Regions from separate parts of the Homo sapiens genome. Here region 2 is linked to region 1. A link is a contact called in ENCODE Hi-C or POLR2A ChIA-PET data. All regions are on one chromosome and are shown on one strand. Each heading gives the region's core, a stretch centred on a gene start or an enhancer-like site at or near the end of the contact. The rest is flanking DNA. Distances are from core to core; before and after follow the strand shown. Region 1 holds the start of GIMD1 (GIMAP family P-loop NTPase domain containing 1). Region 2 overlaps LOC105377356 (a long non-coding RNA gene).

Evidence for each region. Hi-C counts contacts between places; a loop is a spot of excess contacts on that map. ChIA-PET counts read pairs that join two places held with the same protein, here RNA polymerase II (POLR2A). Pooled maps may share reads with other maps.
Region 2: a map of mammary epithelial cell shows a loop between it and region 1 (4-fold over the local background). The contact joins the enhancer-like site here to the promoter of GIMD1 in region 1. A Hi-C loop is called at or near these places in 5 of 168 maps with a recorded cell type or tissue (Caco-2, aorta, ascending aorta and 2 more) and 5 of 50 pooled maps. POLR2A ChIA-PET finds 5 or more read pairs at or near these places in 1 of 52 experiments (BJ).

The regions. Positions count from the first base shown.
Region 1 is chr4:106,365,783-106,373,244 of GRCh38, reverse strand. GIMD1 (GIMAP family P-loop NTPase domain containing 1) reads left to right here and starts at 4,467. Exons shown (of 3, transcript NM_001195138.2): 1 at 4,467-4,535; 2 at 5,808-6,202. The coding sequence starts at 5,810. RefSeq lists an enhancer at 3,686-3,735.
Region 2 is chr4:106,585,019-106,592,480 of GRCh38, reverse strand. The region is part of intron 1 of LOC105377356 (a long non-coding RNA gene); the gene reads right to left. Among named protein-coding and RNA genes, the nearest start is that of LINC02173, 160 kb to the right of the region's middle. Within about 2 kb of position 4,725, at least 2 of the 41 ENCODE cell types and tissues checked have a DNase peak (open chromatin) inside an H3K27ac peak, as active enhancers do; they include endothelial cell of umbilical vein and mammary epithelial cell, where a contact is called at or near this core.

The sequences.
Region 1 (7,462 bases), core at 3,218-5,717:
ATGAGGAAAGTATCTATTGCTTCCTGGTTATTACTAGAATTTATAACACGGAAGTGTTTGTAATTGAATCATGCGCAAAAGATAAGTGAGTCTCTAAGAAGTTAGAGCCAGTCTATTGTCTGGGCTCAGAGACTGAGGAGTTAATAGCTTTATTAAAGATTATGAGACCCTCTGCCTCTGTGCATTTGGCTAAAAAAAATATTTATCCATATGGGTTGAATATATGTTATTTCTTAGGTAAGAAAAATAAAACATAAAATCTTTGACATATGAAATTAATTTATATGAACATACTTTTATGATATTCTATATTATACCATGTCATCTATTTCTCTTGAGTGAATAGAAATGATCTTTTATAAAAAAGAATCTAAACCAGGGTAATGGAATTTAGCAGAAGTGTTTCAAGAATAAGGTTTGGGAGATTTGAGATCATTTGACAAATTTTTTGAGAATCTGAATTAAGCACATTTGTTTTGTTGAAATTTTTTCTTCAACATATTATTTTCCTTTAGTAAGTACAGTATTAGAAAGATATTGATTTTTTGCTTGCTCTTGAGGTTTTAGTCATTTCTTCAATAATGACATATATTTGTATGATTAATCACTAATTATAATTGTAAATGATAATGCGAGTGTATGTATGACTCTCAGTTTTCAACTTAATTGTCTCAGAGTTGGTGAACAAAAGTTTGGTTATTATAAATCAAATTCTTATATCCTCAAGACACCAAATTATACATCTAGCTTATGCTCATAGATATTCTTTTCAAACTATAAAAGTGCAAAATTAAATTGTCACACACACACAGACACACACACACAGAGAGTGAAAAAAAAATTTATTAAATATAGAAAGCCAAACCTAATATATTAGCCACCTCAGAACAAGAAAGGAAATCTAATACCAGAAATGAAGATGATTACACATTTTTAAAATCATAAACATGAGCAAGGCAGATATGTGTTTATTATAGTATAAATCATCAAAATCGACACAAAAAATGTCAAATTACTATGGCAGAAATTGTTAAAGTTGTTTGAGAATCAGTTCCAGAAAGTTGTTCAGCTTAAGCTGTCTTCATGGAAGATTTTTCAAACCTTTCAGGGATTTATAATTGCCAAAGGATCTAAATTATTGCAGAGAACCATAAAGGAAGAAATTTTTTCTAATTCATTTTAAAAGGTTGGCATATTTCTGATCTGAAAATCTGACAAATATAGGATAAAAAGAAAAAGCTGTCAATCCATCTCACTATTGGTAACATTGCTAAAATTATAAATAGATCTTAGAAAATTAAACAAATACAGTACTCTCTCAAAAGAATATTATATCCTGATTAAGTAATTGCCAACAAGTATTTTGCCTCCGCACAGTTCACAAGCTAAACATACTCCCATTATTAATGCCTCTCATCAAAATTGTGTGATTCCTCTCAGCAGTGATTGTTAAAGAAAAGGAGTAAATAGGGGGAGTATATGGGTAGATTGCAAAAAGAAATGTACCTGTTGTGTCAATCCCCAAAAAGAGACACTGTCTTATGGTCCCCAGGAAATTAAGATTTAAAAGTGGTTCTATTTTCTTCTATATTCTTTTCTGTATTTTTAAATGCTTTTTATAATGTATATATTTATAATCTGAATAATTATATGCCAAAATACTCAGAAGAAAAACAAACAAGCAAGCAAACAAGAAGAACAAAACCAAACAAAAACATCATGAACATTCCTGCATGGGGATGTGACTGGTAGTCTCACTAAAGACCAACCAACCAAGCTTAGGCTGAAGATTTATATTCCCATAAATATTTCTGTCCAGACATGGCCATTCTTCATTGGTTCAAGAACCTTCAAACTGCATTCAAATTAAGACCATCTGTCCACCAAATTTAAACTGCTGACCAGTGTCCTAAAACATCCAACAGTAAGATCTGATGCCTTATTCTAAAACTATCTCAGACTGAGTTAATCAAGTCAGCACCAACCATAACTGGCTTATCAGTGTTCCTCTCAACTTGGTTAAGTGTTATCCAAGGTTAAAGCCATTTGATCATCCTAACCACAAAATCTGGTCAATACTCTTAATGTCTTCTTTATTAAGAAAAGAAATATCTTCAGAGCAAAGGATTAACCATTCAAGCCAATGAAAATGGGAACTTGTCTAAAACTGTGAAAGTACATTTTAATCAAATTGCTATATCAAGAGCTACTTGCAATAAAACTCATTTGAGTAGAGACACAATTTTCCTGAGTATACAGACATGTAAATTATAAATTATATATACACTTGTATATACAAACACGCATAAATATATGCATGTGAATATATATGTATGCCCATATGTTTGTATGTATGTGTGTGTACATATATAAAATTTGAAATACAATAGTTGCTTGTCAGCTAGAGTCACCTTTACACCAAAATATCTCATTTCATCAACTGTGGAAAGTCTAAATGTCCTCCTAATGATTTCTGTAAGTTCCTGGGGACTAGTGTCCTTCTAGCTTTAACTTCCTGCCTCTTCTAAATTACTTTAATTCAGATGTCATCCCACAATCTCCAACTTTTGTGGTGCCTGTCCTGTGCTAACACAGGAGTATAACTTAGACTTTTCCATTAATTTTCATCAAAATAAAATAAAATACAAAGCAAAACCAAAAACAAAACAAAAATAAAAAGCCACCTTCATGTAAGAAAACTGTAAATGTGGCTGACTTTAAAATAGTTCCTTAGCCCTTTACATTTACAAAACTGAGAGATCTAGCTTTCTGCCCTACTATAATGTCATAGTTCTTCATTCTCTCCTTGTCTGTTCCTTCCTTCCCTCCCTGCATCTCTCTCTCACTTCCTCATTTTATGTCTCTCACTCCCTCTCTCCTTTTATACCCTGATCTTCTCTACTCTTTTCTTGGCTTTTTCCCTTCGCCAGCAGATTGGCTGTTACAATACTTTCTGTGAGTTTAGCTATTGTTCTCAGGATCCCGTTTTCTACCTCAAGTAGCTAAATTAAACAATTTTCTCAGACAGTATCCTTCCTAAGAGAAATTTGGCAGCCAGCTGTTAAAAGATAATACATTTTTTATCCCTACTACATCATATTTAGCCAAGTCGGTGAAAATGTAATTTTTCAGATTGTTCTTTCACCTTGATTCAAAAAAATCAATCTTTCAACATCATCTAATAATAAATTATTCTGCTATAAGACCTCTAAATTGACTCAAATCTAAAACCTGCGTTAGACTTATGAAAAATTATCAAAAAAATTTCAATTTTACTGGAACTTATAATCATGCTCGTGAATTCTGAACTTTATTTTTTAACAGTCAGCTGTTGCATTCAGCAAATGATTTAAACTGTAACTTTGAAGTCGGGCAGGGGGGTGGTTGAAAAACTAAGAGCTTATGCTTGCTGTGTTCTATAAGGAACATAGGAAAGAAAGTTTGGCTTTGTTCTTCTTCAAAAAATCCCCAACACAATTAATATGTGTTTATGTAGATGGTTGAAGAATGTCCGTTTACAGTTTAAGGAAGAAAAATTAAAATAAATCCTGGCTCAAAAATCACTTCTTAGGAAACAGGCTGCTACTGCCACCTGGGGGAGATTCTTTCCACTTCATTCAAGAAGCCCAATGTGTTTATCAGATGAAGGAAGGCAGTTCATGCCTTCCTTGTCACAGCTACACAGGAAGAAGACTTTTTAACTCTCTGCCCGTGAAGTCATAAGGCACTCCAGATGTCTCCAAGTTTCTTTCACCCAGAAATACATATTTCATCGACTTTTTGAGAAATACAAGAGAAGATGAATCAGACTATAACCATACTACTAAAAGCACCAAGAAAGTATTTTGGATCAGTATGGGTAATACACTAAGAAGTAGAAAAAATAAAATTTGAGTTTTCAGTAAGAAAATAAAACTCAAGTTTTTAAGAAAAAATGTATTTGACTTCAAGTTATAGTTAATTTTACTCCTTTCCTTAAATATACTATCATTAATTGATATGAAAGCTACATGTGCTGATATAATCATTCCAGTGGTTTCATAAATTAGGATAAAATAATACTTTTTATTATATGAATATAGCAAAAAGAATTATCTTTAAAAATTTGAAAAGTATTATGAACTAAATACTGATGTGAAGTCATGATCTAATTGTAGATCATGAAAAAATTGTAATCATTGCTAAAGAATGTCTAATTTCTGTTTAATACCCATATTGCATTTCCTTATGCTATAAATAAGTTGTTACTTATAAGAAATGCACAAAATAAAAAAATACTAAAAATAGAATATTTCTGTACCTATTAAAATTACAAGTCTGTCAAGTGTCATAAAAAAGTCAGTGCTGATTAGGGGAAGACAACTAATCATTTATAAAGAGGCTGTCTGGCAATAAATTAACTAAATAAAATACATACGGTGTCAGTCCCAGAGTGGTACAATAACGCTATCAGAAGGTGAAAGTTCATATGAAAGAACAACTGTGCCAGGGCGAGAGACGTCTTTGTGGAGAAAGCATTTTCAAGACTGGAAAAGGTAAGCGAAATATAGCAAATGGATTGGGATTGAATAATTAATTTTCTAAAAACATTACACCCTGATTTAGGAGTAAAAAGAAATTGACTGCATCTCACTGCAGTTGACACCACTGAATGAGCTGGGAGAGCTGGTGTGAACTGGAGGGACCCGCAAAATGAGTGTCTTTTTATGGAGGTATGAAGCTCCTTCAAGGTGTTCACGTTAGCGTGTGGGTATAATGGAGTGAGGGGCATTAAAGGACAAGAAGGACCTGCGGTACTTAAAACTGTGTAATAAAGTTACAAGATCTAGGCAAAAATAATAAATATGCAATATTAAAATGTCTTTATTTCTGAATTGGTAGCGTGGGCAGTTTTAGCAATTGGCAAGTAACTCTGCTTATAAATCTAGTGAAAATGATTAATGACCTTAAAATGCTATGGGGGATCATGCAGTGTACAAAGGATCGGCCACTGTACAGGTATTGTACATGGAATAGATTCTCCCAAGATTCTCCCCCCTTCTAACTGAGCTGCCCAATATGTTAGGCTTTACTTTCTTTATTAAAGAGCCAACACTTACACTAATGGAACATAGAGATGATTTATTAATTATTTTATAACAGAAATTACAAGTAGTTTGTATTTTCACCAATGTTCCCTGGTTGTAAAAAAAAAAATTTGGTAAGCAGAAACAGAAGTCTTCTTTAACATTATTCATATTTCATAGGAAAGAAGCATTCAGGAAATCAGGAAGGATGATTTTTTGCAGATACCACTTGTGTATTCAGGCAGTGGGTCGGGAAGTGGGAAGATGGGGGATGTTGTTAGAAAGCAAGAAGGGTTGTTTCTTCTACTGTTCTATTCTTACTTCTCCAATAGTGAATAACTTTTAAATACTACTGCTAGCTTTGCCCCTGAGCTCAGGAACTTCAACACCTTTTCCTAAACCAACTCACCTACCACATTGATGAGTTAACATATTTCTCTTAAACATGGTTTTTATGATCTTCATGTAATTTGGGATTTTTTCTGTTTCCTAAATCCTTCCTTATCTGTATTTGACTTCTCTCTCCCTTCTCATTGTAAACTACAATTATTCCACATTCCCTTCTGTCACTGGGGGATCTCCACTTTAGTGGAGCAGTCCTCCTCCATGCTTTAGTCACTACGAATGAAGGGAAAACAAATCTAAAATCGTACTTGGAGTGCAACCAGGCCAGGTAAGAAAACTTACATTGGGGGAATGTAGAAGCCTAATTATGCGTGCTATGCCTTTGTTTTCCTACAGCCATGACAGACCCCAACAAGATGATCATCAACTTGGCCCTCTTTGGCATGACTCAGAGTGGAAAAAGTTCTGCTGGAAACATTCTGCTGGGAAGCACAGACTTTCACAGCAGCTTTGCTCCCTGTTCTGTGACCACATGTTGTAGCCTGGGCCGCAGTTGTCACCTCCACAGCTTCATGCGTCGAGGTGGGCTAGAGGTAGCCCTGCAGGTCCAGGTGTTGGACACTCCAGGTTATCCACACAGCAGGCTGAGCAAGAAGTATGTGAAACAGGAAGTCAAAGAGGCTCTGGCACATCACTTCGGGCAAGGGGGTCTCCACCTTGCACTCCTGGTTCAGAGAGCAGATGTGCCTTTCTGTGGGCAGGAAGTAACTGACCCAGTCCAGATGATCCAGGTAATACTAAGATGCAATTACACTAATGCCATTATTACTTCTTGGAGGACATTATCCTAATAGTATAATAATAATAATAATAATATTATTATTATTATACTATTAGTATATAATAATATAGTACATAATAATTTATACAACTAAGTGTTGGTCACCTAGGAATTGTCAGTAAAAATTATTTGATTTTCCCAAGTCATTTTTATGACCTCCTTCAGAGGAACCCAATCAGTCATTTTACAACTGGTTTGTAGGAAAAAAAAATTGAGATATTAAACTTCAGAGGTTAACCAAGCCTCAAACTCCTAGAACAAAAAACCCAAATAAGTTTGTAACATGTTGTCCCTGGACTGTCTGCATCAGAATCAACTGGGCTGTTTGTTAAAGAAGATTGATCCAAAACGTACTGAAACAGAATCTCAGGAGTGGAGCCTGCATATCTGTATTTTCATAATTTTCCATGTATTTCTCAAAAACAGTCAGGTCGTAGAACCGTTGAACTTAAACACTGACTTGCATCCATTCAGCATCAAAGGGACAATCTCTTATAGTTCACCAGGAAATGGGTGCTCATTCACTGACTTGGTCATTGAACACTCTATTGAGCATCTAAACAGTGCTTAATTACTGGTAAATGAGACATGAGCCCTTCCTTCAGAAAGTTTACAGTCTAGAAGAGGAAAATTAGATAAGCAAACCAGAAAAAGACAATGCATTAAGTGCCAAAGTAGTATAATGAAAAAGAGGGGGTTTCATAAGACTTAAGTCATAGTGAGCATTCAAGGGAGAGTTATGCATTATTCATAGGGAAACAATTCAGAACTTCAGATTCTTTGCTTGCCTTATCAGTTGTAGCATAAGTGACTGCTCCATTCTAGCCAAAAGAAGACCATAGGGACCTCAGGTTGAGCATAAATAACACATGCCACCTTTCCCTGGTGGTCTATTCCAATTTGTTTGCTTGTTCATTCATTATAGGTCACTAAGTTGGAGGCTTATTCACAGTCTTCAACTGTGAATAAGGAGAGGAGCTGGATAAGAGGCCTGGACATGACCACAGCTAGGAGATGGAGGGAGTTGGGAGTTTGTGTGTGTGTGTGTGTGTGTACGTGTGTGTACATGTGTGTGTGTGCATATGATGTGTGGACTATTACTAACAATAGTCCACACAGCCCTGTGTAGACTATTACTAACAATAGTCCACACAGCCCTGTATAGACTATTACTAACAATTCCTGGAAACTATTCCTAACAATTCCTGGA
Region 2 (7,462 bases), core at 3,476-5,975, 220 kb before region 1:
AAATGACGTATTCACATTTTTTTGTATAATATAAAGTATTACAAAATGAGAGGCATTATTATTACAATGTCTATTGACTGGAAAAAAAATGAATATTTATAATGACATAAGAAAATGCTCTTGCAAGTATGACTGTATCACCACATGTAAGAAAAATGAGATGAGCATTTTCTAATATAAAAGTTGTTTGTATTATGTAAGGTGACCAGATACAGAAAATGTGTGTTCCAGATGATCTACAGGTTGGTTTATGTATTTCAACACCTTGCTCAGACAGGTAATAGTCATTGAAACTCAGGAGTATTACTCCGTTCAAATGTATAGGGACGAAATAGCTCAGAATACTGTGGCATTTATGGCAATACTCATAAACGGCCAGGATGAAATCCAAGTTGATTTGGATTATTGTATATGTATCAGTTAGAGTTCTTTGGCTAAGTTAAAAAAAGAAAAGGAATTTATGGGAAGCACTTGAGGTTGTCGATGGAATCTAAGAAAGATTTGAACAAGCAGCTCAAGATTCTGTGGGTTGGCACTTTGGGCTGTCTCACCTGATGGTTCTCATGACTGGCCCCTGCTGAGCTCACCACTGCATTTGTGGACAACTCATAATATGCCTAAAGCTGGCTGTTTTTTCTCGAAAGGGTAGGGTCACTGAGAAACGTGTTGCTCATCATCCTGCAGGCTAATTTAGCTTCTTCTCATGGTGACAGCCAGAGGGTCTTCAAGAGCAGTGAGAGGCAAGCTCCAGTGTGCAAGACTTTTTCAGATCCCCGCCTGTATCAGGTTTGCTCATGTCCAGATGGGGAAAGCAAATCATAAGACCAGTTCAGAGGATGTGAGAGGAACTACCAACAGGAATGTATAAAAGGAAGATGATCATTAGTAGCCAATTTTGGAACCACAACTCATTTATTTGTTGATTGGTCAATCTACTTTCGATACTAGGCCAGGTTAGCTATGTCCTGTGTGGCATATGGTGTAAGCATAATATAATTTCCACTAAACTTGAAAATCAGAAGAGTTAAACCAACTACTTTAAATTATCAATTTAAATTCAAATTAAATTACAAATTAAGAGATAATTATAAGGCTTTCAAAAGTCTCTAAGTTTACTAAGACCATATGATCATATCATTTTTTCCATAAAGTAAAAAAAAATGCTCTATGGTTCATAATATAGACTAGGGCTACTGCCAAATTTAACATTCCATTTATTAATTTATCAAAAATTTCTATTTTCTAGTTAAAAAAAAAACTTCTATAAACCTCATCCTTTTTCTTCTTATCCATCATAAGAACTAGTAATTGGCTTTCTTTTCAGGGCCATTTTTATACACACCCTCCCTCGCCCAAAACCTATGACAGTGTTCTCACTTCAATTTACTTGAGTTATTTTATAGAGATTGAGTAGAGAGTACATATCATGACCCAATGAAGATATTAGGTGGTCATCTAGGTGATTTATAGACAAATGTTTTCTTCCTACATGTGAAGCCTGTCTCAACATGCAAATCAATGAAGACCTCAGCAAAATCATTGATTTAAAACACATCATGAACTTGAAAGATCCTACACAAATCATTAAAACCAAGAGTGTTAAATCCATGACTACTGAGGTTATATACTATCTTATTCCTCATGATAAAGAAAAATAAATATTAGGGTACCTTTAAATACATAGGGGGTATATGTGTGTGTGTGTGTGTGTGTATGCTGGCTCAATTTTTAAGATAGGAAGTTGTATTATATGCCACATAACTTGTTTCTAATAATGCCAATGTTATCCAAAACGCTTCAAAACTTTATATTAGGTTGGTACAAGAGTAATAGCGGTTTTCACCATTAAAAGTAATGGCAAAAAACCGCAATTACTTGTGCACCAACCTAATACTTATAAGGAATTTAATTCTAAAAACTGTTATCAAGAAAATGCTCTGCCAGACTGCGTAAGTGTCTCTTTCATAATTTACAGCACTTACCAGTGGGACGGGCTTATCTCTAACATATGCTTACAAGTGGCATGTCATTCAAGGACCCAAGCTTCTTACAAGTATTTTGATAGTATCCTTTGATATTACCTTTGTAAATGCCTGTTACAACTCTATCTAACATTAACTCCTCAGTTAAAAAATATTTAAGGGCTACTAAACTATTTATTCAACATAGGATGACATTTTTCTCTGCCACATTAATAAAAATTGCATCTCAACCACCAAACAAAAATGAGACAATGGTAGCTAAAGAGCAGCTTTGTTGGCCAGTCGAGGAGTCATAGGGAAGACCCTGGAAAAGCACTTGATCTCAGCTGGTTGTGCCCACCATGGTTAGCATGAGATGCTTCTTCTCTTACACAGAATGAAGATTCAGGAAACTTCTCCACACTGTTGGTAGGGTCAGACAACTTGGAGGTTTGCTGGGAAATAAGAGCTGAGTGCATTGTGCTTTGTTTTCCTGCCACACCATGCAATTGTCTGCTTTCCAACATCCTTCATGTACTGCACTTTTCCCCAGCAAGTTTCTAGCACCCTGCAACAAGCCTCTTGAATTATGGTCACACATCTACACCCCGTTGTTCTATAAAGATAATAAAGAAACACGGTAACGTGCTACATTTGGACAGCCTTCTCAGTGAGGCAAAACAGATGTCAAGAGAGGAAGACTATCAATCTAAAGCTAAAGTGAGAGAAGAAAATTAAAACAAAAACTTCAAAATAAATCATTCACTAGGAAGAAGGTAGATGACAGAGTATGACAAAGTGAGGTGGCAGCTCAAGGTAGGAGACTCAAGACAGGCTCAAGATCCTGTTCAGAACCAGAGTGCATTCAAAGTGTCACAAGTGCCTCATTTTAAACAGAATCAGCTCTAGATGCCAAAAAATTGCAAGAGGCAGAAATTCTTAGGAAACTGATCATTGGTTTCTTTAGAAAGAAATGTCCAAAAGCTATTTATAAATCTATTCTATAATCAGCATAGATGTGTATGCATCAATTACGAGCTCCAGCCTTCCAACATCATCTTTGAACCCTCTAAATATTTGTGCAATTAAATTGTAGTTCTCCCTCTTTCTTCTTTCTTCTGTCTCTCTCTCTCTCTCTCTCTCTCTCTCTCTCTCCTCTCTCTCCTCTCTCTCCTCTCTCTCTCCCCACTCCCCAACCCCACCTCTGGCTTTTGTTCTTTCAATCTATCAATATATAAATGGATAAATAGATGAACAGACAGAAAGAGGATGGGTGATATCTCTCTCGCATTTTGGTTTGGGTTTGGGTTTAGGTTTTAAATCTCCAAGGTTCTTTAAACTACAAGGTTCTGGAAAGCAGGAACCATGTCTGTTCTTCAACATGTACACACAAGTGCTTAGTTCATGTGGTGGTTGCTGAGAAATACTTTTGCACTGTCTGATTAAATGATTCAAGAGTTTAAAAATTCTTTTACAAAACATAATGGAAAATATGCATGTAACAGAATATATACAATGAGAACCAAGTGCTTTTAAATGTTTTCAGAAGAAAGATGCCAAACCCTGCTTGGCAAAGACATGTGCCTTCATTTTATTTCAATGGCACTTCAACAGACACACCAGAGGCCAAAATTTAATATTTTTAAAATATAAAAAATACTCAGAATCAGCAGCTTATTTCTGTTTTTGTAAGTTCTACATTTTGGTACTAGAGGAATTATATTTCTGGGGCAAGACGATCACCCTATTCTTGATGCTGTGGCATATAATTTGAAGATTTCATAGCACTGAATTATAGCAAGCATCTGATTCGGTTAAAGTTTGGAAAGCTCTGGTTAAGAAAAGAATTCATCTGGCCTAAATCAAACTGGGTAAGAGCTTACCAGAGAATAAGATATAGAACAGCTATGTTGGGGTATAGGAAATTGTTCAGTTTTCAAAGGAAGTAAAATTCCAGGAGAAGCAGTAGTTAGTCTAATTTGAGTCTCATTTACAAAGCTTGTCTTTCAAGGTAAAGGACTAGCAAGAAACTAGGTCAAAATACTGTTTCTTTAGTTTCATGTGAGATTGTACCTCAACTCTTACTTGGAGAATTCCTTCTCCTATCTTTCATCAATTCTGCAGCACTGCCATCAATATCACCCTCACTGTGTACCCAAATCAGCAACTCCATAAATTTCAAAATCCCTTGCTCTAGCATTTTACAGTACCTGTACCAAGAAGCTCTGACCATGTTTAAATTTAAGCTTATTCACTTTCTATTGTAAAAAACAATGCATGCAGACACCTGCAAATCATCTGAATATAACAAATGCATTTTAAGGAAAACCTAGAGGATGACCCCTATAATTAAGAATGATTCAATAAAAGAATAAGAAAATACCTCAAGTACATAGGTCAAAGGAACACATTACATTTTCTTGTAATTTTTGATAATATAGTACTTTACTTAGGCAGGCTTGCTTTAGATGACACAATGACTTTCTGGGTACCTGTAGGGAATTTAAGTTTAATCAACTTCACAGAGGCAAAAGGCTATGCATTTCCATACTCAAAATAATGGAAAACAGTTACTCTATCCCAAAGCCTGTTAAGAGGCCAGTAAAATCACTGTATTGTATTAACTTGCACTTCTGGTCCTCTAGATGGTGGTTGTAAAATTGTAAGTGTTTGGATGAACACTTCACAGGATTTGATGATGAGTGCTTTTCACAAAAGAGAATGAGTCACACAGCTTTTACAAGGATATCTGCCTCATAGAGAAAGCCTGAAACACTGGAATAAAACATTACCTCTGCCAGAAGAATGTCGGGAGGCAAACCAAAACACAACATGTGAAACTAAATAAGTTACACTGTGTAAATCAAAGCTCCATTTTGCTATTTAGAACATGGTTTTTGGCAGCACATTCTTTATTGTTCCAAACAACAATAGTAAGAACCAGAATGGTTGCTAGGAAGTTTACAAAGTTTTCATAACCCAATGTTCCTTGGCACTTTTTTCCCCTCTGGGTATCGTACTTTGCTTGATCATGGCTGAAAATGATAGAAACATTTTCATCAAAATATTATTTAAATAGATATATTTAATTATAGTTAAATATTATATGACCCTTTGCCCTGTTGAGTGGGAGACTTCAATCCATGTAGAAGATGTAATGGCGGGGATGAGGGGCAACTGTTTATCTGTACACCATGCATCAACCCAGCAATTAAGCAGTTTTCTATTTTATATTCAATATGGATATATTTCAAGAAGTTATAAAATTGTGGTAATTTTGAAGGATTGTTAAAATAAAATATAAAAATCCTAGAAATAAAAATCTGTTTATTTGTATAACTAAATTATTAATATTTGGGGAGTGGACTCAAACAATGACACTTTTCAAAACTATTTTTTAAAAAACATTTCTAGTTATTTTTAGTTTCTGGATTTTCAGAATAAGTATTCCCGAATAATATTTTTAACTTTATTATGAAATGTTGCTATTATAAACATTATGCTTTTACATAATCAAATTGGGACTTTAAAAATAGGCTAAAGATAAATAAGTACTTTGACTGTCTTTTGCTTTAAGTTTTTGCATTTTACTTTAAATACAAACATTTTTCATTTGTTCAACTATTATATAACTTTCCAAAAGGGGAAATATATGTAGATGTAGATCTCTAAGAATTGTTTTAAAAGGAAAGAGAATATTAACTTTTAAAGATAAGTGTTTTGACAAAAATTTCTATTATACTTCCTTTGGTTGAGTTTCCACATTAGTCTAAATCTTTTTGTTTACTACCAACAATAATAACAAAAAAAGACAATAAAAATATAGAATAACATGGATATAATTTTTTTTTTTTTTTTGAGATGGAGCATCACTCTGTCACCCAGGCTGGAGTACAGTAGGGCAAGCTCAGCTCACTGCAACCTCCACCTCCCAGGTTCAAGTGATTCTTCTGCCTCAGCCTCCTGAGTAGCTGGGACTACAGGCACGTGCCACCATGCCTGGCTAATTTTTATACTTTTAGGAGAGAGGGTTTTCCACCATGCCAGGCTGGTCTCGAGCTGCTGACCTCATGATCCACCTGCCTTGGCCTCCCAAAGTGCTGGGATTACTGAGCCACTGAGCCTGGCCTAAACATTTCTATTAAAGAATGCAATTTAAAGGTAAATTGAGAAAACACATTAGTGTTACTCATTAAAAGTTCAGCTCCATTTTTTGAAGTCACATTCCTGGACATCTAATACATATTTTACAACAGCATGCCCAGATCTGTTTTCTAAAATAACAAAGATGATGGATAATGTTAACATTAGTCACTTATTCACAGATTCCAATAAAAGTAGGGAAAAAAAATATGTGAAGAGGTAAAGTAGATAATGCCATAACACAATTATCACTACTAAAGTTTATATGCTAAGTTTTAACAATCAGATCAGTAATTGTCACTCCCTTAAGAATGCAAAACGTTTGCATAACTATAAAAGATGTACCAACCAGTATCTGAATTATGTGCTCTTTCCTCCAGGCCAAGTTTAATTTCATTGCTTTCTCACCCACTAAGTGAATATTACACAATTCTAGTAGGTGAAATGACTATATTATAGAGATAACCATCAGTCTGCTCTGATTTTTTTTTATTAATTGCTTTAAAAAAAACTGGTCTTGTATTTTTGCAATGCACCACTGGGAATACATTTTCCATCAGATGGTAACATATGTGGTTCTCAGGATACAATGGCTAAAAAGCAATACTTTTTAAAAAGTGTTTTAAAAATAATATTCAATACTGATTTACTATCAACATGTTTAAATGTAAAGTTATATCCAAAAAGCAAAAGTAAACCAAAAATATGTTCCAGAGACCACATGAAGACACACAGTTGCTTGCTAAACCGCATGTTGATTATGAAAAAATAATAATCAGATTAGTTTTCTAAATCATAAGAGTTTGTACTGAAGATGACTTTTCCTAGAGCACCAACAACTTCAGGACATTTAGCCTTATGTTTAACTGCAATTAAAACAAGTGAACATTCTGGTGTCTCTAAACAGATCCTAATGTCCCTAATTCCTTACAAAGGAATAATTCAAATATTCTTATTCACAATATTCACATGCAACGTTTGAGAGTCAAATGCTGATAATCTCTGGCAAGCAAAGAGCAAATATTTAAAACATCTCTCCAGTGGCACTTAGGTGAGTGTCACTAAGAATTTTCTGTAAGTGTATAAAATCATGTAATGCTGAGAAAACAATTCCTGTAATTTCAAGTTTAAGGTTCATAAGGAGGATAACTTCTATGAAGAGAAGGGAAAGCTAGTATTTTCAATTTGGAATAAAAATATATTTTAACATTTTCCATTCATTTTAACTTCAGAATCCTTGGAAAGAGTCAGGTCAGGATTAAGCCCCTTCTGGACTGTAAATGTTGCCATTTTTAGTTTAAGTCCTTAGTAAACATCTTTGTCTCTCTCAAGGGCTCTTTCCTGGAAGGACCTCCATT